2 separate regions of the Homo sapiens genome follow, and region 2 is linked to region 1. A link is a loop called in an ENCODE intact Hi-C map of the cell type or tissue named here. Cell type or tissue: B cell. All regions are shown on one strand. Links, peaks and the distances in the headings refer to the core of each region. The heading gives the core; the rest is flanking DNA.

Evidence for each region. A loop is a pair of places that touch in the nucleus more often than their neighbours do. Peaks named below come from ENCODE experiments on the same cell type or tissue, not always from the same donor. Only the 100,000 strongest peaks of a DNase experiment are listed, where the experiment ranks them.
Region 2: it touches region 1 in a loop (5-fold over the local background); 2 of 110 quality-filtered maps call a loop at or near these places.

What each region holds. Positions count from the first base shown.
Region 1 is chr13:80,448,893-80,460,458 of GRCh38, forward strand. No RefSeq gene overlaps it. Among named protein-coding and RNA genes, the nearest start is that of SPRY2, 110 kb to the left of the region's middle. RefSeq lists enhancers at 2,418-2,587, 7,593-7,762. In B cell, for the core only: no CTCF peak of the experiment used is centred there; a DNase peak (open chromatin) is centred at 5,579; H3K4me3 peaks cover 417 bases; H3K27ac peaks cover 744 bases.
Region 2 is chr13:80,394,003-80,405,568 of GRCh38, forward strand. No RefSeq gene overlaps it. Among named protein-coding and RNA genes, the nearest start is that of SPRY2, 59 kb to the left of the region's middle. In B cell, for the core only: no CTCF peak of the experiment used is centred there; DNase peaks (open chromatin) are centred at 5,599, 5,999 and 6,299; H3K4me3 peaks cover 691 bases; H3K27ac peaks cover 1,562 bases.

The sequences.
Region 1 (11,566 bases), core at 2,288-10,287:
CTTAATCCCCTAAGGGAGCAGTATTGCCAACAAAACCCAAGCAAGCCTGGCTAAAAATAGCTTATATCTGTTCAACTCTTCAATCTGTCTCTAGTCCCCACCTTTACACTATAAGAAAGTTGACTGCTAAAGAAGTCAGTGTAAGGCAGCCATACCATTTTCCATCTCTAATGTTGCAATGGTGGAGAATGAACAATGAACATGCTCCCCAAAAGCTGTCCTTGGAACTGTTCCATTTGGGAATAACTAAGAACATTTTTTTTTTTTTTTTGAGATGGAGTCTTGCCCTGTCACCCAGGCTGGAGTGCAATGGCACGATCTTGGCTCACTGCAACCTCCACGTCCTGCATTAAAGCGATTTTCCTGCCTCAGCCTCCCAAGTAGCTGGGATTACAGGTGCGCACCTCCACACCCAGCTAATTTTTGTATTTTTTAGTAGAGACGGGGTTTCCCCATGTTGGCCAGGCTGGTCTTGATCTCCTGACCTCATGATTCACCCGCCTCAGCCCTCTAAAGTGCTAGGATTACAGGCGTGAGCCACCGCGTCGGGCCCAACTAAGAGAACTTCTGACATCAATTTTCCTTGTTCTCAAATGCAAGTGCTCTGTTTTGGTTATTCTGTTTTCCTTCCACTAATAAATACTGAATGTTATACAACAGTGGGTGGACAGCTTTTCGGTTAGCTGTAGATACCTGAACCATTCTTTTTGGGTAAGACTGGATTTGGCACAGAAACACTGGGGTTGTCCTAGATACAGTAACTGGAAAGGATTTGGAGTTCACTTCATTTGGTGAGGGAGGGAGTGTACTTCATATGGGCATGGGCATTTTTGAAATTGTACATATACAATGAAAAGTATGTTTGGATGTTGGATGTTGTAACAAAGATGTGGACTGAAGTGGGATCACCTTTTGGTGGTCTCCTCAACATCTACTACATCTTTCCCCCTCATCTTACCAACAATCTCCAGCAGGGGTAATCATGAGACCTTAAGGAAGCCTGCCCCACTGCTGACTCTAGGGAATAGTTTTTATTAGAGAAGCAGAAAATTTTATCAGACCATTCCTAAAGCTTACTCTACTTGTGGATCATTTTGTTTTAAAAAGTCAATACCTTCTTGTTTTTTAAGCAATTCAAGTTGGATTTTATATTTGTCACATAAAAGATAAACATATATACTGCTCAACTTTTTCTGAAAAAAGAAAACCTCCCTCAACTTTTATCTCCTAGCTAGCATTTTATTATTTTTCTCTTCATAACTACAGTTGTTGAAATGTATTGTTTGCTTATCTCTGTAATTTCTCTTCTCCCATTTACTTGATAACACACTGCTTTCTGCTTTCTATCCTTGTCACAGTACAGAAACAGCTATTGACAAGGATATGAATGGCTTGATAATAGTCAAATCAGTGGATGTATTTCTATTCTTAACTTATCCAATCTCCACTGGTTTCAGTTTACATAAACTTCCTGTCTTTTCTTTCTTGGTCGTCTAAAAGACCCTGTCTCATTGCTTTTTAAATAACTGCCTTGGTTCTTTTTCTGTTTATATCAGAATATCTGAAACTAGGTAATTTATAAAGAAAATAAATATATTTATTACAGTTATAGAGGCTGAGAGGTCCAAGGTTGAGGGGCCACATCTGATGAGAGCCTTCTTGCTGGTGGGGACTCTGTGGTCCTGAGGTGGTACATAAAACCACAGGGTGAGGAAGCTGAGTGGGCTGATATGGTAGGTCATGTCTCTTTTCTTCCTTTTGTAAAACCACCAGTTCCTTTCCATATTAATCCATTAACTATTAAACCATTAATCTATAAATAGATTAGTCAATTTCTGAAGGCAGAGCCTTCATGATCCAGTCACTTCTTAAAGGCCTCACCTCTCAATATTGCCAAATCAAGGGATTACGTTTTAATGTGAGTTTTGGAGGGAACATTCAAACCATAGTCATAACTTCAAACAGCTTCTGCTCAATCTCTGTTTTCTTTTCTTCTGCCTATCAACTACATTGTGTTTTCCAGAGTTTCACTGATGCTACATCTTTTTACCCTTGATTTTAAGTGAGCCAAATCTTACTACACATCCTTATATAAATTATAAACACTTTCTAGGCTTATGGCAAGCCCCAGGACTCCTCCAATTTTCCAGTCTGATTGTTTCTAACCTGAACTCTTGGCTCTGTGACTTGAAACTTTTAAAATCTCTGATACTCTGCACTTGGTATCTTACGTGTATTTTTAGAATGGCATGTATTCTTAAATGCACTGTAAGAACTTGGTATTCTTACATTTGAATCTCAGTATAGTCCTATTAATTTAAGCTTGGCTTATCACTTCCTTTCTCAATTTTTTTCTGTTGCACTGGCTAGGAATTCTCTGTCCTATCTCAGGACTATAGAACACAACCACTTCTTTATTTTTTCTCAACCTGAAGACAAGGGAAATAGTTGAATGTACATTTATTTTCCTTCTTACCACCTGTTCTTCACCAACTAGAAGTGGTGTTTTTGAAGCAAAAGTAAAGTCTGAGGAGGCCTTTGGAAACCAAAAGAAAAATAGAAGAATGGCTTCATAACTCGAAGGCAATTTTTAATGTCAACACTGTCCATCCATGTTTAACCAGCAATATTTCATTGATACAAGGCAATGAAGATAAAAAATATCAAAAGACCAGGGAGTAACTAGGTTATAGATCAAGTTGGGTGACTAGAGACACTCAGCAGTTTACTCCTCCACAAAGAAATACCAAAATAACAGATAACCACATGTCAAATAGTGTCTAGAGGAACACACTGGAATTAAGCAAAGTAGTGACAAAGACACCCAGAGGCACAGAGACTTGAGATAGCAGCATAGAAAAAAAAGCGAAGTACCCAGCCAAGATCAACTTGGAGCTAAGATGGACCTCCCCACTACAGGGGAAAGGTAAGCAAAGAACATTCCACATTCCCACCACAGATGCCTTCTGCCCTAGCAATAGGAGAGCCCCACGGACCTTGCAGGCCATGAGCCAAGTATAGGAGTTGTCTGGAGTCCACATGACTGCCTTAGTCAAGAGAGGGAATTTACAGTGTTACCCTCCACCCTCTGGGACCCAGGCCACCAGAGCATTTTGTCTTTTTGAGAGTTGGGTGATCAACAGAGTGCATCCTGCTCTGGGACCCAATAGCTCCTAATTGCCACATCCCTGGGGCCCTACCAACATCCTGTCACATTCATCTAGAGGCTGCAACATTGCAACACCAGCTGGACCCAACTGTGCAGCCATCATCCTGGTACCTGAACCCGTGTGGTATCCTGTACCCTGGGGAACAGGTGGTCCAATAATGTAGGGAGGCTGCCCCCAGGACCAAGGGAACTGACATGCATTGCTGTCTAGAACCTGAGAGCAATTTGCCTGGGGCCCACCACCACCAAAAGTAACACTACCCATACCCACAGTGGAGCCGGCATCCTTCTGGGGCCTAAAAACCAGCTTGCTTGAGACTTGCTGCCTCCTTAGCAGCCCTGCCCTCTTCAGTGGCAGAGCACCTCTGTGCTCACATGCACCTCAGAGGCCTGAGGACCAGCTAGCCTGTGGCTTGCCACCACTATCACCACAGGTAACCCTACTCCCTCCAGTGGTAGAGCAGCTATATACCCACATGTGCCCCTCAGGGGTATGAGGAGCAACCTATTTGGGGATTGCTGCTGCCAGCAACCTCATCATTTTCAGAAGTGGAGCAGCCACACACCCACATGTGTTCCCCATGGGTCATGGAACTGGCCTGCCCAGGGCCTACCATTGTCACTGGTGGCCCCACCTTCTCTAGTGGCAGAGCAGCTGTGTACCTGTGCATGTTCCCCAGGGACTTGAGGACCAGCCTGCCCAGGATCCATTACTGCTACCAACAATCGTGCTTTCTCCAGCAGTGGAGTCACCTGGCACACAAATATACCACCGCAGTGGCCTGAGGATTGGTTTACCTGGGGCTTGCCTCTGTCACTGCCAGTGACTCTGCTCCTTCCAGAATACACATTCTTCTTATCACCATAAACATTCTCCAGGATAGACCACATGTTAGGCCACAAAACTAGTCTCAACAACTTTTAAAAAATCAAAACTATATCAAGTACCTATTCTATGTATTCAGACCACAGTGGAATAAAACTAGAAACCAATGACAAGAGGAACACTGAAAACTGTGTAAATCTATGGAAATTAAACAACATGCTTCTGAATGACAAGCCAATGAAAATAAGAAAATAAAAAGTCTTGAAACAAAGGAAAATAGCAACACAACATCCCCAAACCTAGGGAATATGGCAAAAGTGGTGTTAAGAGGGAAGTGTATAGCAATAAACACCTACATCATAAATGTAGAAAGATTTCAAATAGCCAACCTAATGATGTACCTCAAGAAGAAAAGAACAAACCAAACCCCAATTACTAGAAGGAAAGAAATAAAGATCAGAGCAGAACTAACCAAAACAAACTAAAAACATAAAAAGATGAGCAAAATGAAAAGAAAAAACAATATCCCAACAAACCATTAGCTAAACTAAGAATAAAAAAGAATACCCAAATAAAATCAGAAATAATAAAGGAGGTATTACAGCTGATACCACAGAAATAGAAAGGATCATGAGAATCTATTATGAACAACTATACACTGAAAAATTGGAAAACCTAGAGTAAATGAATAAATTTCGGGACACATACAACCTACCAAGATTGAGTCACAAAGAAATAGAAAACCTGAACAACCAATAACAAGTAATATGATTGAACCAGTAATAGAAGTTCTTTCAACAAAGAAAAGCTCAGCACTGGATAGCTTCCTTGATGAATACTACCAAACTCATTAAAAAGTATTAACAATAATTCTTAAACTATTCCAAAACATTGAAGAGGAAGAAATTCTTCCTAGCTCATTCTATCAGGCCAGCATTACTCTGATACCAAAAGCATAAAACAACAAAAACCAGCAACAACAAAAGAAACCGTAAAGCCAAGCCAGTATCACTGATAAACACGGATGCAAAAATCCTCAACAAAATACTCCCACACCAAATCCAATAGCACATCAAAAAGATTATATATCACAATCAAGTGGGAGTTTTACTAGGAATGCAAGGATGTTTTGACATGTGCAAATCAATAAATAAGATGCATCACATCAACAGAATAAAGGACAAAAACCATATGATCACCTCAATAGATGCAGAAAAACATTTCAGAAAAGCATTTCATAAAATTCAACATCCCTTCATGATGAAAACTCTTAAAAATTATACAGAAAGAACATACCTTAACACAAAAAGGCAAAATATAACAAGACCACACCATATTGAACAAAGAAAAGCTGAAAACTTGTCTTCCAAGAACTGGAATGAGACAAAGATGGCCACTTTCACCACTCTTATTTCACATAGTACTGGAAATCCTAGCCAGAGCAATTAGGCAACAGAAAGAAATAAAGGACATTCAAATTGAAAAAAGAGGAAGTCAAATTGTTCCTTTTTTCAGATGATGTAATGTTATATATAGAAAAGCCTAAAAACTTCATCAAAATACGGTTAGAGAAATGGAAATCCAAACCACAAACCACAATGACATACCATCTCACACTAGTCAGGATGGCTGTTTTTAAAAAGTCAAAAGATAACAGGTGCTGGCAAGGCTGTGGAGCAAAAGGAACACTTTTATACACTGTTGGTGGGAGTGTAAATTAGTTCACCCATTGTGGAAGACAGTGTGGCAATACTTCAAAGACCTAAAGACAGACCATTTGACCCAGCAATCCTATTAGTAGGTATGTAACTGAAGGAATGTAAATTGTTCTATTATGAAGACACATGAACACGTATGTTCACTGCAGCACTATTTACAATAGCAAAGACATGGAATCAACCTAAATACCCATCAATGATAGACTGGATAAAGAAAATGTGTACATATGCAACATGGATTACTATGCAGCCAGAAAAAGATTATGTCCTTTGCAGGGACATGAATGGAGCTGGAGGCCATTATCCTTAGAAAACTAATGTGGGAACAGAAAACCAAATACTGCATGTTCTCACTTATAAGTGGGAGCTAAATAATGAGAACACACCAATGCATAGAGGGGAACAACACACACTGGGGCCATTGAAGTGTGGAGGGTGGGAGGAGAGAGACGGTCAGGAAAAAGAACTAATGGATACTAGGTTTAATACCTGGGTTATGAAATTACAACAAACCTCCATGACACATGTTTACCTATGTAACAAAACTGCACATCCTGCACATGTACCCCTGAACTTAAAAAGAACAACACATTATAAAACTGGAAAAAAAAAAAAACAACCCTCTTAGAAATGGCAAACAAATTCAGCAAAGTTGCAGGTCACAAAATCAACATACAAAAATCAGTAGTGTTTTGGCTGGGCACGGTGGCTTACACTTGTAATCCCAGTACTTTGGGAGGCCGAGGCGGGTGGATCACCTGAGGTCAGGAGTTTGAGACCAGCCTGGCCAACATGGCGAAACCTCGTCTCTACTAAAAATACAAAAATTAGCCCAGCACAGCAGCAGGTGCCTGTAAATCCCAGCTACTTGGGAGGCGGAGGCAGGAGAATCGCTTGAACCCGGGAGGCAGAGACTGCAGTGAGCTGGGATGGTGCCAATGCACTCCAGCCTGGGTTACAGAGCCACATTCCATCTCAAAAAAAAAAAATCAGTATTTCTGTACAGTAACAATGAGCTAGATTTAAAAAATCCATCTCATTTACGATAGCTACCAGAAAAATAGATAACTTGGAATAAATTTCACCAAGGAAGTAGAAGACTTCTACAAAAAATACTACTAAATACTGATACAAGAAATCTAAGACAACACAAAAATTGGAAAGACATTTTATGTTTATGGATTATAAGAATTAATATTGTTAAAATAACCATTCTATTTAAAGGATCTACAGATTCAGTGCAATTTCTATCAATATATCAAAGACATTTTTCACGGAAATAGAAAAAGTCCTAAAATTCACATGAAACCAGAAAATACCCTGGATAGCTAAAGCAATCCCAAGCAGAAAGAGCAAAGCTAGAGGCATCACACTACCTGACTTCAAAATATACTTACAAAGCTATAGAAATCAAAATAGCATGGTAGTAGCATAAGAACAGACACATAGACCAATGAAACAGAATAGAGAGCTCAGAAACAAATCTGGTATTTACAGCCAACTGATCTTTGACAAAAGAACCAAGAACATTTATGGGGGAAAGCACAGCCTCTTCAATAAATGCTGCTAGGAAAACTGGATATTCATACACATAAGAATGAAACTTGACCTCTGTCTGTCACCACATACAAAAATGAACTCAATATGGATGAAAGACTTAAATGTAAGACCTGAAACTATAAAACTATTAGAAGAGCTGAGCACAGAGGCTCATGCTTGTCATCCCAGCACTTTGAAAGGCCAAGGTGGGAAGACTGTTTGAGGCCAAGAGATTGAGACCAACCTGGTCAACATAGCAAGACCCCATCTCTACAATTTTTTTTTTTTTAATTAGCTGGGTGTGGTGGTGCACATTTGTAGTCATAGCTATTCAGGAGGCTGAGGTGGGAGGATTGCTTGAGTCTAGGAATTCAAGACTACAGTGAGCTATGTTTACACCACTGTACTTCAGCCTGGGTGACAGAGTGAGATCCCATCTCAACCCCCTTCCCCACCCCCCGCAAAGAAAACTACTGGAAGAAAACATAGAAGAAATTCTTCACGACCTTATTCTGAGTAAAGATTTAGCTGGGCATGGTGACTCACACCTGTAATACCAGCACTTTGGGAGGCCGAGGTGGGCAGATCACCTGAGGTCAGGAGTTTGAGACCAGCCTGGCCAACATGGTGAAACCCCGTCTCTATTAAAAATACAAAAATTAGCCAGGCGTGGTGGCAGGCGCCTGTAATCCCAGCTACTCAGGAGGCTGAGGCAGGAGAATCACTTGAACCTGGGAGGTTTCAGTGAGTGGAGATCATGCCATTGCACTTCAGCCTGGGGGACAAGAGCGAGACTTTGTCGCAAAAAAAAAAAAAAAAAAAAATATGAGTAAGACCAAAAGCACAGGCAACAAAAACAAAAGTAGCCAAAGACAAATAAGACTGTTTTAAACTAAAAAGCTTCTTAACAAAGGAAAAAACAGTGAAGATACAATGCGTAAAATGGGAGGAAATATTTGCAATCTATATATCTGATAACATCCAGAATATACAAGGGGCTTAAACAGCTCTACAACAATAATAAGAATAATCCTATTTAAAAATGGGCAAAGGATCTGAATAGACATTTTTCAAAAGAAGAGATACAAATGGCCAGCAGGTATATGAAGAAATGCTCAACATTACTAATCACCAGAGAAATGAAAATCAAACCACAATGAGATATCATCTCACCCCAGTTAGAGTGGCTATTATCAAAAAGACAAAAACATGAAAAATGCTGTTGAAGATGTAGAAAAAAAGAGGACTCTCATACATTGTTGGTTGGAATGTAAATTAGTACAGCCATTATGGAAAACAGTATGTTGTTTCCTCAAAAAACTGAAAATAGAAGTACAATATGATCCAGCAACCCCACTACTGGGTATTTATCCAAAAGATAGAAAATCAGCTTATTGAAGAGCTATCTGCACCCCCATGTTATTGCTGCACTTTCATAGTAGCCAAGATATGGAGTCAACCTAAGTGCCTATCAACAGGTGAATAGATGGAAGAAAATGTGATATATATATATATATATATATATGCACACACACACACACAAAGACATTGGAATATTATTCAGCCATAAAAAAAGAAAGGAATTCTATCATTTGTGACAACATGGATGAGCCTGGAGGACATTATGTTAAGTCAGGCAAGAGAGAGAAATACTCTCAGGCATGTTCTCATTCATAGGTAGATGTTAACAAAGTTGAACTGATAGAAGTAGAGAGTGGAATTGTGGCTATTTGAGGCTGGGAAGGGAGGGAGAGAGGATACAGAGAGGTTGATTAGTGGATAGAAAATCACAATTGATAGGAGAAATAAGTTGTAGTGTTATATAGCACTGTCAGGTGAGTAAAGCTAGAATAATTTAGTGGGTAGTTTTAAATATCTGGAACAGAGGATTTTTAATTTTCCCAACATACACAAAGAAACAATTTGAAATGATATGCTAATTATGCTAAAATTGGATCATAACACATTGTATACTTTGTCAAAGGTTTACTTCATACCCCACAAATATGTACAATTATTACATGTCAATTACAAATAAAATTAAGAAAAAAAAAAAAACCTGAGGAGTAACTGGTAAATCTCTTGTGGGTCAAGCAGATCCTAACTGAATGGCTAAAGCAGGGCTCTGCTTCTTTGGAACCCATAAACTCAGGGTTGTCCCAGGGAGAAAGTAGAGAAACTCTGTACTTAGAGATCTATATGGAAGTATTAGTGATAGGCAAGTCTCTTCATATTTTAGATATTGCCTAAAATGCAGAGGGATTTGCTATTCTTCAAACCTGGAAGACAGAGGTCTCCCGAAAAGAATGTGGGACTTAGATCTTTGATTAGAAACATAAGCAGATAATAATTATTTGAAATTGTTGCTCACAAAAAAGCTTCCAAAGACAAGAAATGATTTTTAAGTAGCACTACATGTCCAAGGAAATTATGTGGAGCAATTGAATTCAAACCATCTCCTCAAGAAAAAACTGTGGTCCAGAATGATGTGATTTATTTTCTAGGCCTCTCTTCCTAAGCTCATCTCTTAAATTACGGTATTTTTCAGATGTGTATCCTCGACCCACTGTTCTCATGCTGTGAACCCTTCCAGAGTGATCTCATTTCCTTTCATGATTTCAGTTCCTGATGACTTAAATTCTCTATCTTTATCCTTGACATTTCCCACAGATTCATCCATCTGTCTCCCATAGCATTATCTTAAAATCTCAGACTCAGCTTTTATAAAATAGTAATTAGTCCCACCACCACATCTCCTTCACCCCTGCCATCTGCCCAACTTCTTCATTATTATTATTTTCCTATCTTTATTGTGTTTAGAACTACTGACAACCACTTTACCCAGGCAAAAACCATCAACTGAGACTTTCTTCTCTTTATCCCAATATCCAATACATTTTTGTGAATTTTAACTCCTGACTATTTTTCAATCCTGCTTTCCTTTTTCTATCATGCTGCCCTTGTTTTAATTCAGGTCACTATTCTCTTTATTCTAAATTACTATAACTTCTTAACTGGTCTATGTCAATCAGAATTTGCATTGTAAGCAATAGAACATGATTTTGGTTAGCTCAAGCAGAAGAGAATGTTTCACCAGGTTTGGGAATACTTATAGAATCAACAAGATAGTTGGACAGCGAGACTCATAAGCTGTGACAGAACCAATGAAGTCTGGTTAGCTGGGGCCACAGCCATTGTGATTCATCAGAACCATCTGCTTAGGACACCACCACTAGCACCGGCACTGCTGAAAAATATCCCATTCCCACCTGTGGCTCTGCTGACACTTCACCCTCTGGACGGTGTTATTGGTGAGTGAAACAGCTAAATGTTCTTTCACCTTATTTACTACTCCAGATTCAAAGTCCTGAGTACTTGTATCAAATTGTCTGAACCTAAATTGTATGCTCATGCCTTAGGTACTAGAGGATGGGGAAGGAAAAAAATCTGTTCTCTTTCAATTACTTTGATGGAAAGTACAGCCTGCCTTCTCCAAGCTCTGCACAACAGGCCATTTTCTTTTAAGTTGGAAATACTGAAAAATTGGGCAATTAAAACAATAATAATAAAATGAAATGTCCAATAGGTGGTCTTTTCTTTCAGTCATTTTCCCTCTAATCATTTTTCTGCATAGAAACCAAGAAGAAATAAGGCAGAAGTAATTATCAGGAAGCTGCTGCAGAGACCCAGGCAAGAAATGATGTTCTCCTAAAGTAGAGTTGTGACAGAAGAGTCTGGAGAAATGGGCAGATCTGAGAGGGATCTAGGAACTAGAATTAATAGTGATTCAATCTATAGACGTGTGACCTGACAGGTACAGGGATATGAAGATTGGGGTTGACTTTTCTTCCTCAAGCAATTAAGAAATGAGAGACTCTTAGTTTTATATGTATGTAATTTCTGGGCTTGTGAAGGTGTTAGGTAAGTAGGTGGCTATATGATTTGGTGCTCAGAGGACAGAGCATTACTGGAGATGTGTCTATGTGAGACACTAACATACAGTTGATCATTAAAGTGGTAGGAGATGTTGAGATCACCCAGGGAAGGTACACAAAGTAATAATACCCAACTCCAATGAAGCTCAAACATAAAGGTTCAGTCCCCTCTCATGCCTCCTTGTGGCAGACATTCAGAGACATTTGGACCATGTCAGACGTCAATTCTTAAAGGATTAGCACTTGGTTTATTGCTCCTCTCGTGAACGTGAATCTTACCAAATTCTTGGTATCTTCAGTATGCTTCTGTTGAGTGTATTTCCATTACTCTGGTCACTCAAATTCTGAACCTCCTCATTTCCAAAGATCTTATTCTTCA
Region 2 (11,566 bases), core at 2,059-10,058, 55 kb before region 1:
AAGATGCCAAAATGAAAAGATTCACTGTCAGAAAAGAGTGCTCTTGAGAGCAATCCAAGAGAGTGAGTGGACAACTTTTTGCAAGTGCCTCAGAAGTATTGCAAGATTAAAGTATTCAGTCACACAGAAGTCTCTTTGAAAAGATTAGTCAAGTGACATATGGATTCTAATACATACATAGGAGAACCACAAAGTTTTTAAGAATGATATATCAGCAGAAACTCTGTAAGCTTTTACTGAAAGGGACAGAGGGAAGAGGAAATAAAAGAATGCTGTTGTAATTCCAAAATTTTACAGGTAGGAAACAGGCTGATAAAGTTATTCAGCTGCAAGCACATACTACCATTTATGAAAAAAAAGAAGCGTTCAGAGGATGGAGGCTTGAGACCCAAAAAGATAACCTTGAAGTCTAATAGAGTTTGCTCAGTTGGATTTCAAATTTGCTTGGGGTTGCTGACCCCTTTATTTCTTCTGCTTTTTTTTTTTTTTTCTCCAATTGGAATAGAAATGCCCATAACTATTATCCCATGCCTGTTTCAAGTATTTTGACTTTAGCACAGTGAAACAGATCTCAGAATTCTGATCTCCAGGAATATAAGATAAATTTGTGTTTTTTTAAGTCTATAAATTTTTGGTAATTTGTTGCAAAAGCAATAGAAAGTTTATACAAATATTGTTGTATTCAATCCTACACTTTGTTTTTCAGTGTTATGGGTACACAGATGGAGGAGAATTATGCTTTAGGATGGAACATACCTAAAGCGTGATTTATACCTAATTTATATGACTTAGATGATGAGATTTGGGATATCTGAGCTGATGATATTATTTACTTATTGTTTTTTATTGATACATAGTGTTTGTACATATGTAAGCAATACATGTGATATTTTGATGCATGCATGGAATGTGCAATCATCAAATCATGGTATTTAGGGTATCTATTACTTTGAATATGTATCATTTTGTTTGTGTTGGGAATATTTCAAATCTTTTCTAGCTATTTTGAAATATACAATATACTGTTGTGTATCATATATTGTATAGTTACTCTACTATGCTATTGAACACTAGAACTTATTCTTTCTATCTAACTGTACCTCTATATCTGCTAACCAACCTTTCTTCATGCCCTCCCATCCCATACCATTCTCAGCCTCTGGTAACTATCATTCTATTCTCTACCTCCTTGAACTGATAATATTTAGATGAGACTTTGGTCTTGAACTGATGTTTTAATAGGTGGAGACACTTGGGGAGGCTGGGATGCATTAAATGCATTTTGCATGTAGGGTGAATGTGAATCTTTGGTAGCCAGAAGGCAGACTGATAGGTTGAAAAATGGCCCCCCGAAATATCCACTTCCTCATCTCCAGAACCTGCAAATGTTATACGGCAAAAGGTACTTTGCAAAAGTGATTATGCTAAGGATCTTGAGATGACACTAGGGAGGATATCCAGATGAACAACAAAAGTAACCACAAGTGCCTTTATAAGAAAAGAGCAGAAGGAGATTTGGTTACACAGAGAAGAGGGTGATGTGATTATGGAAGCAGAGTATTGGAGTGATGCACTTTGAAGATGGAGGAAGATGCCACAAGTTAAAGAATATTGGCAGCCACTAGAAGCTAAAAAAAGATAGGTGAATGGATTCTCTCCTTAGAATCTTCAAGAAAAATTAACTCTGTGAATATTTTGAATTTAGCACAGTGAAACAGATCTCAGAATTCTTACCTCCAGGAATATAAGATAAATTTGTGTTTTTTAAGTCTATAATTCTTTGGTAATTTGTTGCAAAAGCAATAGAAAGTTTGTACAAATATTGTTGTATTAAATCGTCTAAAATTTTGATTGGAATTTGTGCTTCTGTGTTCATTAAAGATATTAGTCTATAGTTGTTTTTCTCATATATTTATTTTATTTTATTTTTTTAAAATTATAACAATGGGCCGGGCGTGGTGGCTCATGCCTGTAATCCCAGCACTTTGGGAGGCTGAGGCAGGTGGATCACGAGGTCAAGAGATTGAGACCATCCTGGCTAACACGGTGAAACCCGTCTCTACTAAAAATACAAAAAATTAGCCAGGCATGGTGGCAGGCGCCTGTAGTCCCAGCTACTCAGGAGGCTGAGGCAGGAGAATGGTGTGAACCCGGGAGGCGGAACTTGCAGTGAGCCGAGATTGTGCCACTGCACTCCAGCCTGGGTGACAGAGCGAGACTCCGTCTCAAAAAAAAAAAAAAATTATAACAATGTATTATTTCATCAGTTTCAAGGGTATAATGCCAGAGATTTTTTCCACTTTATTAATTTTATTTTACTGTGGCAAGAACACTTAACGTAACATATACCCTTTTAAGAAATTTCAAAGTGTAAAATGCAGTAGTGTTGACTATAGAAGCATACCTTGGTGATGCCGCAGGTTTGATTCTACACCATCTCAAAAACATTAATATCACAATAAAATATCATACTAATTTTTTGGTTTCTGGTGCAAATAAAAGTATGTTTACATTATACTGTAGTCTATTGTGTGCAATAGTCTTATGCCTAAAAATGCACATACCTTAACTTAAAAATACTTTATTGCTAAACAAATGTTAAATATCATCTGAGTAAGGTGTAATCTTTGTGCTTGTGGAGGGTCTTGCCTCAATGTTGATGACTGCTGACTGATCAGAGTGGTGATGTTGAAGGTTGGGGTGGCTGTGGAAATTTCTTAAAATAAGACAACAATAAGGTTTGCCACATCAATTCACTCTTCCTTTCATGGAAGAATTCTCTGAAGCAAAGCTATGTGATAGTGTTTTACTCACAGTAGAACTTCTTTCAAAACTGGAGTCAGTCCTCTCAAACCCTGACACTGCTTTATCAGCTAAGTTTATGAAATAGTCTAAATCCTTTGTTGTTATTTCAACAATGTGCACAGTATGTTCATGAGAAGTAGATTCCATCTCAAAAAACCAATTTCTAGGTCAGGCGCAGTGTAATCCCAGTGCTTTGAGTAGCTGAGGTGGGAGAATTGCTTCAGGCCAGGAGTTTGAGATTAGCATAGGCAACATAGTGAGACTCCTGTCTCTACCGAGAAGAATAATAAGAAAAAGGAGAACAAGAAGAAAGAAGGAGAAGGCGAAGGAGAAGGAGAAGGAGAAATCACTTTCTTTGAAGATTGCAGCAATTCTATCACACCTTCAGGCTGTACTTCTAATTCTAGTTCTCTTGCTACTTCCACCACATTTGCAGTTACTTCCTCCACTAAAGTCATGAGCCTCTCAAAGTCATCCATGAGGATTGGGATCAATTTATTTCAAACTTCTGTTAATGCTGATATTTGGACCTCCTCCCATGAATCATCAATGTTCTTGATGGCATCTAGAATGGTGAATCCTTTCTATAAGGGTTTCAATTTACTTTGCCCAAATCTATCGGAAGAATCACTATCTATGGCAGCTATGGCCTTACAAAATGTATCTCTTAAATAATAATATTTGAGAGTCAAAATGACTTTTTGATCCATGGGCTGCAGAATGGATGTTTGTTGGAGACTGAAAGAATGAGGGTCATGACCAACCCAGTATACCACTGGAGGCTACATGAGTAAACAGCAAACTGTTCTCATGAAAGCAGGTTGTTGGCAAACTTGGCAAACTACGTCTGCCACCCAGAAGGAATGCTGAGGGCAGTCACACCTCAAGCACAAGTGTTTCCTGTGATTAGGCATAGCTGAAGCCTGTTGGCAATAATGTGAACCTGTGATCAATTAAGCAGCTGACCAATTGTTACCTCCTCCTCCCTGCTCTTTCTACCCAATAAATACAAAGGGCTGTAGAAGCTCAGGGAGGCCGCCTTTGCTCACTAGAAGCAGGGATCCCTCTTCTTCCCCTGGCCCCTTTCTTTAAAACAGTTTCTTTTAAGTTTTCATTTCTGTGTTCGTCCTCCTTCATTCAGTCCCATGGTAACTGTGGCAAACCATGGCAAACTGCAGCAAGTGGCACCCAAACAGAGACCGTGGGGACAGATAGAGATTAGTAGAGACTAGCAGAGACTTGCAGGGACAGATAGGGACAAACAGGGACAGATAGGGTCCTATAGGGACATGAACGAAGAAGGTCTGCTGGAGCAGAAGTAGTAAACCCAGATGAACCAGAAACCCCATTACAAGTCTGCCAGCTGCAATATAAGGTCACTGCTCTAAAGAGGTACTGGTCAGTGCCCTAAAGAGGTATAGAGAATGGGAAGTTTTTGAATCAGGGTAACATGGGGAAGAACTTGGCTATTTCTTTTCTCTTTTTTGTTTGGAGTTTGGTTTGTACTGTCTTTGTCATTATTTCAGGGTTTGAGAGAATTTTTTGATCCACCTACAGCACCTATTGAGGGTAGTGAACAGGAGAGGGAGGATGAAAATTGGTTTGTACTGTCTTCTTTTGTGGCTACAGAAAGCCTAACTTTAACTTTTGAGAGTGCAAACATGGATTGTAAACATGCACTGGCACCTGTGAGATGTACAAAAATCTTGGGAGGTTTTCTCAGAGCTTGTCAAGATGTGGGAACTGAGCTTCATTACTCTACAATATTGGCTCAATAATGACTAATTTGATAGTTGACAGATCTAAAAGGAGCCAAGGGTCAAGCCTTAAAGTGGGAAAATGTTATAAGTGTAGAAAAATTGGACATTTTAAAAAAAGAATGCCGTCAGACCTCTGGGCAGAAGGGATCTTATAACACAGTCCCCTCCTAACAGAAAAAAAAGCCAGGATTTTGCCCTTGTTGCAATAAAGGAAATCACTGGGCTAATCAATGCCACTCAAAATTTCATCAAAATGGCACCCCCCTGTAGGGAAACAAGAAGGGGGCCTGGACCGGGGCACCTCAAACAATGAGGGCACTCCTCCTCCAGGCCACAACTCCGTTTCAGGGGTGAGTTTCTGGAGGCACGTCGATTCCCTCTCCCCGGGAACACCTGGAAGCGCGGGATTAGATCTCCCAGTCAGAGAACGGGTTACGTTAATTGGAGGAAACAAACTCACTAAGATTCCCACTGGTATTTGGGGACCTTTGCCAATAGGATACATGGGATTAATTTTGGGTAAAAGTCATCTTAACTTACTGGGCATTACTGTAGTCCCAGGAGTTGATTTTGATTGGGAAGGAGAAATTCAGGTGGTGGTGGTGGTGTCACAAGATCTTTGGGTTTTTGAACCAGGGAGAATATATTGCTCAACTGTTGCTTATTCCCTGTAAATTGCACCCTTCTCCACAAAAGGAGAAAGGAGAGAATCAAGGGATTTGGAAGTACAACTACACAGGAAATTTATCTATCACAACCCATAGCATCTAGTAGACCCACTTGTGCAGTGCAAATTGAAGAAGAGTTTTGTGGGCTTATGGATGCAGAAGCAAGAGGCTGATCTCTCATGGTAATAGATCGTGAGGATTTTTTTTTTTTTTTTTTTTTTTTTGCTATAGTGTTGCACGAGAAAAATAAGCTTTGATTTGTTTTCTTTGTTTTCTCTGTGCCTTCTGTTAATCAGAAAGAGCCTGCCTCTCATTATCAATGGAAAGTTTTACCGCGTGGTTAACCAAAGAGGAAGAAGCTGAATTGCAGCTTGTGGAGCAGATGCATCAGCAACAGCATGCCCCCAGCTACAGCCTCAAAAGCCTTTGCCTTTTTTCAATTAATTTGCTAATGTGGGGATGAGGGTACGCTTGTGTTTTTGCAGGAGATGAACAAACTCTATGGGTGCCCTTAAGGTGTGTACGACCATGGAATAGGAGACTGGAGGGACCCATGCAACCCAACTGTGGGCCTGGTTCCCCCAGTACGAGCTGAATGCAAAGACAGAACGAACCAGCAATTGAAGCCTGCACATTTTGCAATTACCTTTCTCAATTAATTTAAAAACACAAAGGGAGAGATGTTGGAGACCGCAAGAATGAGCGTTGTGACCAACTCAGTATACCACTGGAGGCTATGTGAGTAAAGAGCAAACTGTTCTTACAGGTTGTTGGCAAACTGACAAACGGTGTCTGCCACCCACAAGGAATGCTGAGGGCAGTCACGCCCCAAGCACAAGTGTTGCTTGTGATTAGGCACATCTGAAGCCTGTTAGCAATAATGTGAACCTGTGATCAATTAAGCAGCTGACCAATCGTTACCTCCTCCTCCCTGCTCTTTCTACTCAATAAATAAAAGGGCTGTAGAAGCTCAGGGTGGCTGCCTTTGCTCACTAGAAGCAGGGATCCCTCTTCTTCCCCTAGCCCCTTTCTTTAAACTGTTTCTTTTAAGTTTTCATTTCTGCATTTGTCTGCCTTCATTCAGTCCCGTGGTAACCATGGCAAACCGCAGTAGATGTTGTGTTAGCAGGTATGAAAATAACATTAATCTCCTTGTACATATTCATCAGAGTTCTTGGGGGACCAGATACACTGTTGATGAGCCATAATATTTTGAAAAGAATCTTTTTTTTTTTTTTTTTTTTTGAGCAGTAAGTGTCAATATTTGGCTTACACTATTCATTAAACCATGCTGTGAACACGTGTTCTGTCATCCAGGCTTTGTTATCTCATTTATAGAGCATAGGTAGAATAGATTCAGCTTAGTTCTAAAGGGCTGTAGGATTTTCAGAATGGTAAACAAGCATTGGCTTCAGTTTAGTCACCAGCTGCATTAGTCCCTAGCAAGAGAATCAGCCTGTGCTTTGAAACTTTGAAGCCAGACATTGACTTCCCCTCTCTAGTGATATAAATCCTAGATGGCATCATCTTCCACTATAAGGCTGTTTCATCTACATATAAATTCTCTTTTTTAATGTAGCCACCTTCATCAATTATCTTAGCTACATCTTCTGGATAACTTGCTGTAGCTCCTACATCAACGTTTGCTGCTCCACCTAGCACTTTTATGTTATGGAGATGGCTTCTTTTACTTTAACCTCACGAACCAACCTCTGCTAGCTTCCAGCTTTTCTTCTGCAGCGTTCTCACACCTCTCACTTTTATGAAATTGAAGTAAGTTAGGGCCTTGCTCTGGATTAGGCTTTGGCATAAGAGAATGTTGTGGCTGGTTTGATCTTCCATTCAGATCACTAAAGCTTTCTTCATATCAACGATATGGCTGTTTCACTTTCTTATCATTCATGTGTTTACTGGAGTAGTATTTTTAGTTTCCTTCAATAACTTTTCCTTTGCACTCACAACTTGACTAAGTGGTTGTTGCAAAGGTTTAGTTTTTGGCCTATTCCTGCTTTTGACATACTTTCCGCAATAAGCTTAACTACTAGTAGCTTTTAACTTTAAAAAAGAGATGTGAAACTTTTTTTCACTTGAACACTTAAAGGTCATTGCCAGCTTATTAATTGGCTTAATTTTAATATTACTGTTTCTTAGGGAGTAAGGAGGCTAGTCAGCACAGCAGTCAGAGCTCACATCACATTTATGGTAAGTTTGCTGTCTTTTCTTCTTTAATTTTTCAAAAATTTTTTAAAATTTAAATTTTTAAACTTTTATTTTAGGTTTAGTTTACATGTGAAGGTTTGTTACATAGGTGAACTCATGTCACAGGGGTTTGTTGTACAGATTATTTCATCACCCGGGTATTATGCCCAGCACCCAATAGTTATCTTTTCCATTCTTCTCCCTCCTCCCACCCTCCACCCTCAAGTAGACCCCAATGTCTGTTGTTCCCTTCTTTGTGTTCATGAGTTCTCATCATTTAGCTCCCACTTATAAGTGAGAACATGTGGTATTTGATTTTCTGCTCCTTTATTAGTTTGCTAAGGATAATAGCTTCCAGCTCCATTCATGTTTGTGCAAAAGACATGATCTCGTCCTTTCCTGTGGCTGCATAGTATTCTGTGGTGTATATGTATCACATTTTGTTTATCCAATCTGCCATTGATGGGCATTTAGGTTGATTCCATGTCTTTGCTGTTGTGAATAGTGCTGCAATGAACATACACATGCAAGTGTCTTTATGGTAGAATGATTTATATTCCTCTGGGTATATACCCTGTAATGGGATTGCTGGGTTGAATGGTAGTTCTGCTTTTAGTTTTTTGAGGAATCACCATACTGCTTTCCACAATGGTTGAACTAATTTACGCTCCCATCAACAGTGTATAAGTGTTCTCTTTTCTTTGCCATCTCACCAGCATCTGCTATTTTTTTTTTTTTTTTACTTTTTAATAGCCATTCTGACTGGTGTGAGATGGTATCTTGTTGTGGTTTTGATTTGCACTTCTCTAATAATCAGTGATATTGAGCTTTTTTTTCATATGCTTGTCAGCTGCATGTATGTCTTTTGAAAAGTGTCTGTTCATGTTCTTGACCCACTTTTTAATGGGGTTGTTTTTCTCTTGTAAATTTGTTTACATTCATTACAGGTGCTGGGTATTAGACCTTTGTCAGATGCATAGTTTGCAAAAATTTTCTCCCATTCTGTGGGTTGCTATTTACTCTGTTGATAATTTCTTTTGCTGTGAAGAAGCTCCTAAGTTTAATTAGATCCCATTTGTCAATTTTTGCTTTTGTTGCTATTGCTTTTGGTGGCTTTGTCATGATTGCCTAGATTGTCTTCCAGGGTTTTTGTACATTTGGGTTTTACATTTAAGTCCTTCATCTATATTTGAGTTTATTTTTCTATATAGTGTAAGGTGGGGTCCAGCTTCAAACTTCTGCATATGGCTAGCCCGTTATCCCAGCACCATTGGTTAAATAGGGAGTCTTTTCCTTATTGCTTCTTTTTGTCAACTTTGTTGAAGATCAAATGGTTGTAGGCATGTGGCTTTATTTCTGGGCTCTCTATTCTGTTCCATTGGTCTATGTGCCTGTTTTTGTAACAACAATATGCTGTTCTGGTTACTATAGTCCTGTAGTTTAGTTGGAAGTCAAGCAATGTGGTGCCTCCCACTTTGTTCATTTTGCATAGGATTGCCTTGGCTATCTGGGCTCTTTTTTGTTCCATATGAATTTATAGTAGTTTTTTCTAGTTCTGTGAAGAATGTCATTGGTAATTTGATAGGAATAGCATTGAAAATATGTACATTACTTAGGGCAGGATGGCCGTTTTAATGATATTGATTTTTTCCTATCCATGAGCACGGGATGATTTTTCCTTTGTTTCTTCTCTGATTTCTTTCAGGAGTGTTTAATTCTCATTATAGAGTTCTTTTACCTCCCTGGTTAGCTGTAGTCCTAGGTATTTTATTCTTTTTGTGGCAATTGTGAATGGGATTGTTCTCCTGATTTGCATCTTGGCTTAGCTACAGTAGGAATGCCAGTGATTTTTGTACATTAATTTTGTGTCCTGAAACTTTGCTGAAGTTGTTTACCAGCTAGCTGAAGGAGCTTTTGGGCCAAGAGTATGGGGTTTTCTAGATATAGAATCATGTCGTCTGCAAACAGAGATAGTTTGACTTCCTCTCCCTGTTTGGATGCCTTTTCTTTTTGTTGCATGATGGCTCTGGCTAGGATTTCTAATACTATGCTAAATAGAAGTAGTAAGAGAGGGCATCCTTTTCTTGTGTCGGTTTTCAAGGAAAATGTTTCTAGCCTTTGCCCGCTCAGTATAAAGTTGGCTGTGAGTTTGTTACAGATGGCTGTTCATATTTTAATGTATATTCCTTCAGTACTTAGTTTGTTGAGAATTTTTAACATAAAGGGTGTTCAATTTTATTGAAAGCCTTTTCTGTGTCATTTGAGATAATCATATGATTTTTGTCTTTAGTTTTGCTTATGTGATGAATCACATGTATTGATTTGCATATGTCGAACCAATCTCGAATCCCAGGGATGAAGTCTACTTGATCATGGTGGATTAACTTTTTGATGTGCTGCTGGATTTGGGTTGCAAGTATTTTTTTGAGGATTTTTGCATTGATGTTCACCAAAGATATTGGCCTAAAGTTTTCTTTTTTTGTTGTGTCTCTGCCAGGTTTCAGTACTAGGATGATGCTGGGCTCATAGAATGAGTTGGGGAGGAGTCCCTTCTCAATTATTCAGAATAGTTTTAGTAGGAATGATACCATATCTTTGTGCATCCAGTAGAATTTGGCTATGAATTTATCAGGTCCTAGGCTTTCTTTTTTGGTTGGTAGGCTATTTATTACTAATTCCATTTTGGAGCTCGTTATTGGTCTGTTTAGGGAATCAATTTCTTCCTGGTTCAGTCTTGAGAGGGTGTATGTGTCTAGGAATTTATCCATCCCTTCTAGGGTTTCTAGTTTATGTGCATAGAGGTGTTTGTAGTAGTTTCTGATGGTTATTTTTATTTCTGTGGGGTCAGTGGTAACATTCCCTTTATCATTTCTAATTGTGTTTATTTGAATCTTCTCTTTTCTTTATTAATCTAGTTAGTGGCCTATCTTATTAATTTTTCCAAAAAACCAACTGATGGATTTGTTGATCTTTCAAATGGTTTTTAGCATCCCAATTTCCTTCAGTTCAGCTCTGATTTTGGTTATTTCTTGTCTTCTGCTAGCTTTGGGGTTGATTTGCTCTTGCTTCTTGAATTCTTTCAGTTTCAATGTTAGGTTGTTAATTTGAGGTCTTTCTAACTTTTTGATGTGGGTATTTAGTGCTATGAATTTCCCTCTTAACACTGCCTTAGCTGTGTCCCAGAGAGTCTGGTATGTTGTATCTTTGTTCTCATTCATTTCAAATAACTTCTTGAATTCTGCCTTAATTTCATCATTTACCTAAAAGTCATTCAGGAGCATGTTGTTTAATTTCCATGTAATTTCATGGTTTTGAGCAATTTTCATAGTCTCCTGACTTACATTTTTATTGTGCTGTGGTCTGAGCCATGCATTTGATATGATTTTGGTTATTTTACATTTGTTGAGAATTGTTTTATGTACAATTATGTGGTTGGTTTTAGAGCATGTGGCAATGAGAAGAATGTATATTCTGTTGTTTTGAGGTGGGGAATTCTGTAGAGGTCTATCAGATCCATTTGATCTAATGTTGAGTTCAAATCCTGAATATCTTTGTTCATTTTCTGCCTTGATGATCTGTGTAATACTGTTAGTGGAGTGTTGAGGTCTCCCACTATTATTGTGTGGTAGTCTATGTCTCTTTGTAGGTCTCTAAGAACTTGCTTTATGAATCTAGGCGCTCCTGTGTTTCATGCATAGATACTTAGGACAGTTAGGTCTTCCTATTGAATCCATAATCATTATGTAATGTCTTTGTGTGTTGACCTTTGCTGGTTTAAAGTCTGTTTTGTCTGAAATTAGGATTGCAACCCCTGCTTATTTTCTGTTTTCCATTTGCTTGATAGATTTTCTTCCATTCCTTTGAGCCTATGGGTGTCATTACGTGTTATATGGGCCTCTTGAAGACAGCATACCATTGAGTCTTGCTTTTGTATTTTTATTTTTTTGAGATGGAGTTTTGCTCTTGTTGCCCAGGCTGGAGTGCAGTGGTGCAATCTCGGCTCACTGCAACATCCACCTCCCGGGTTCAAGCAATTCTCCTGCCTCAGCCTCCCGAGTAGCTGGGATTACAGGTACCCGCCACCATGCCTAGCTAATTTTTGTACTTTTAATAGAAACGGGGTTTCACCATATT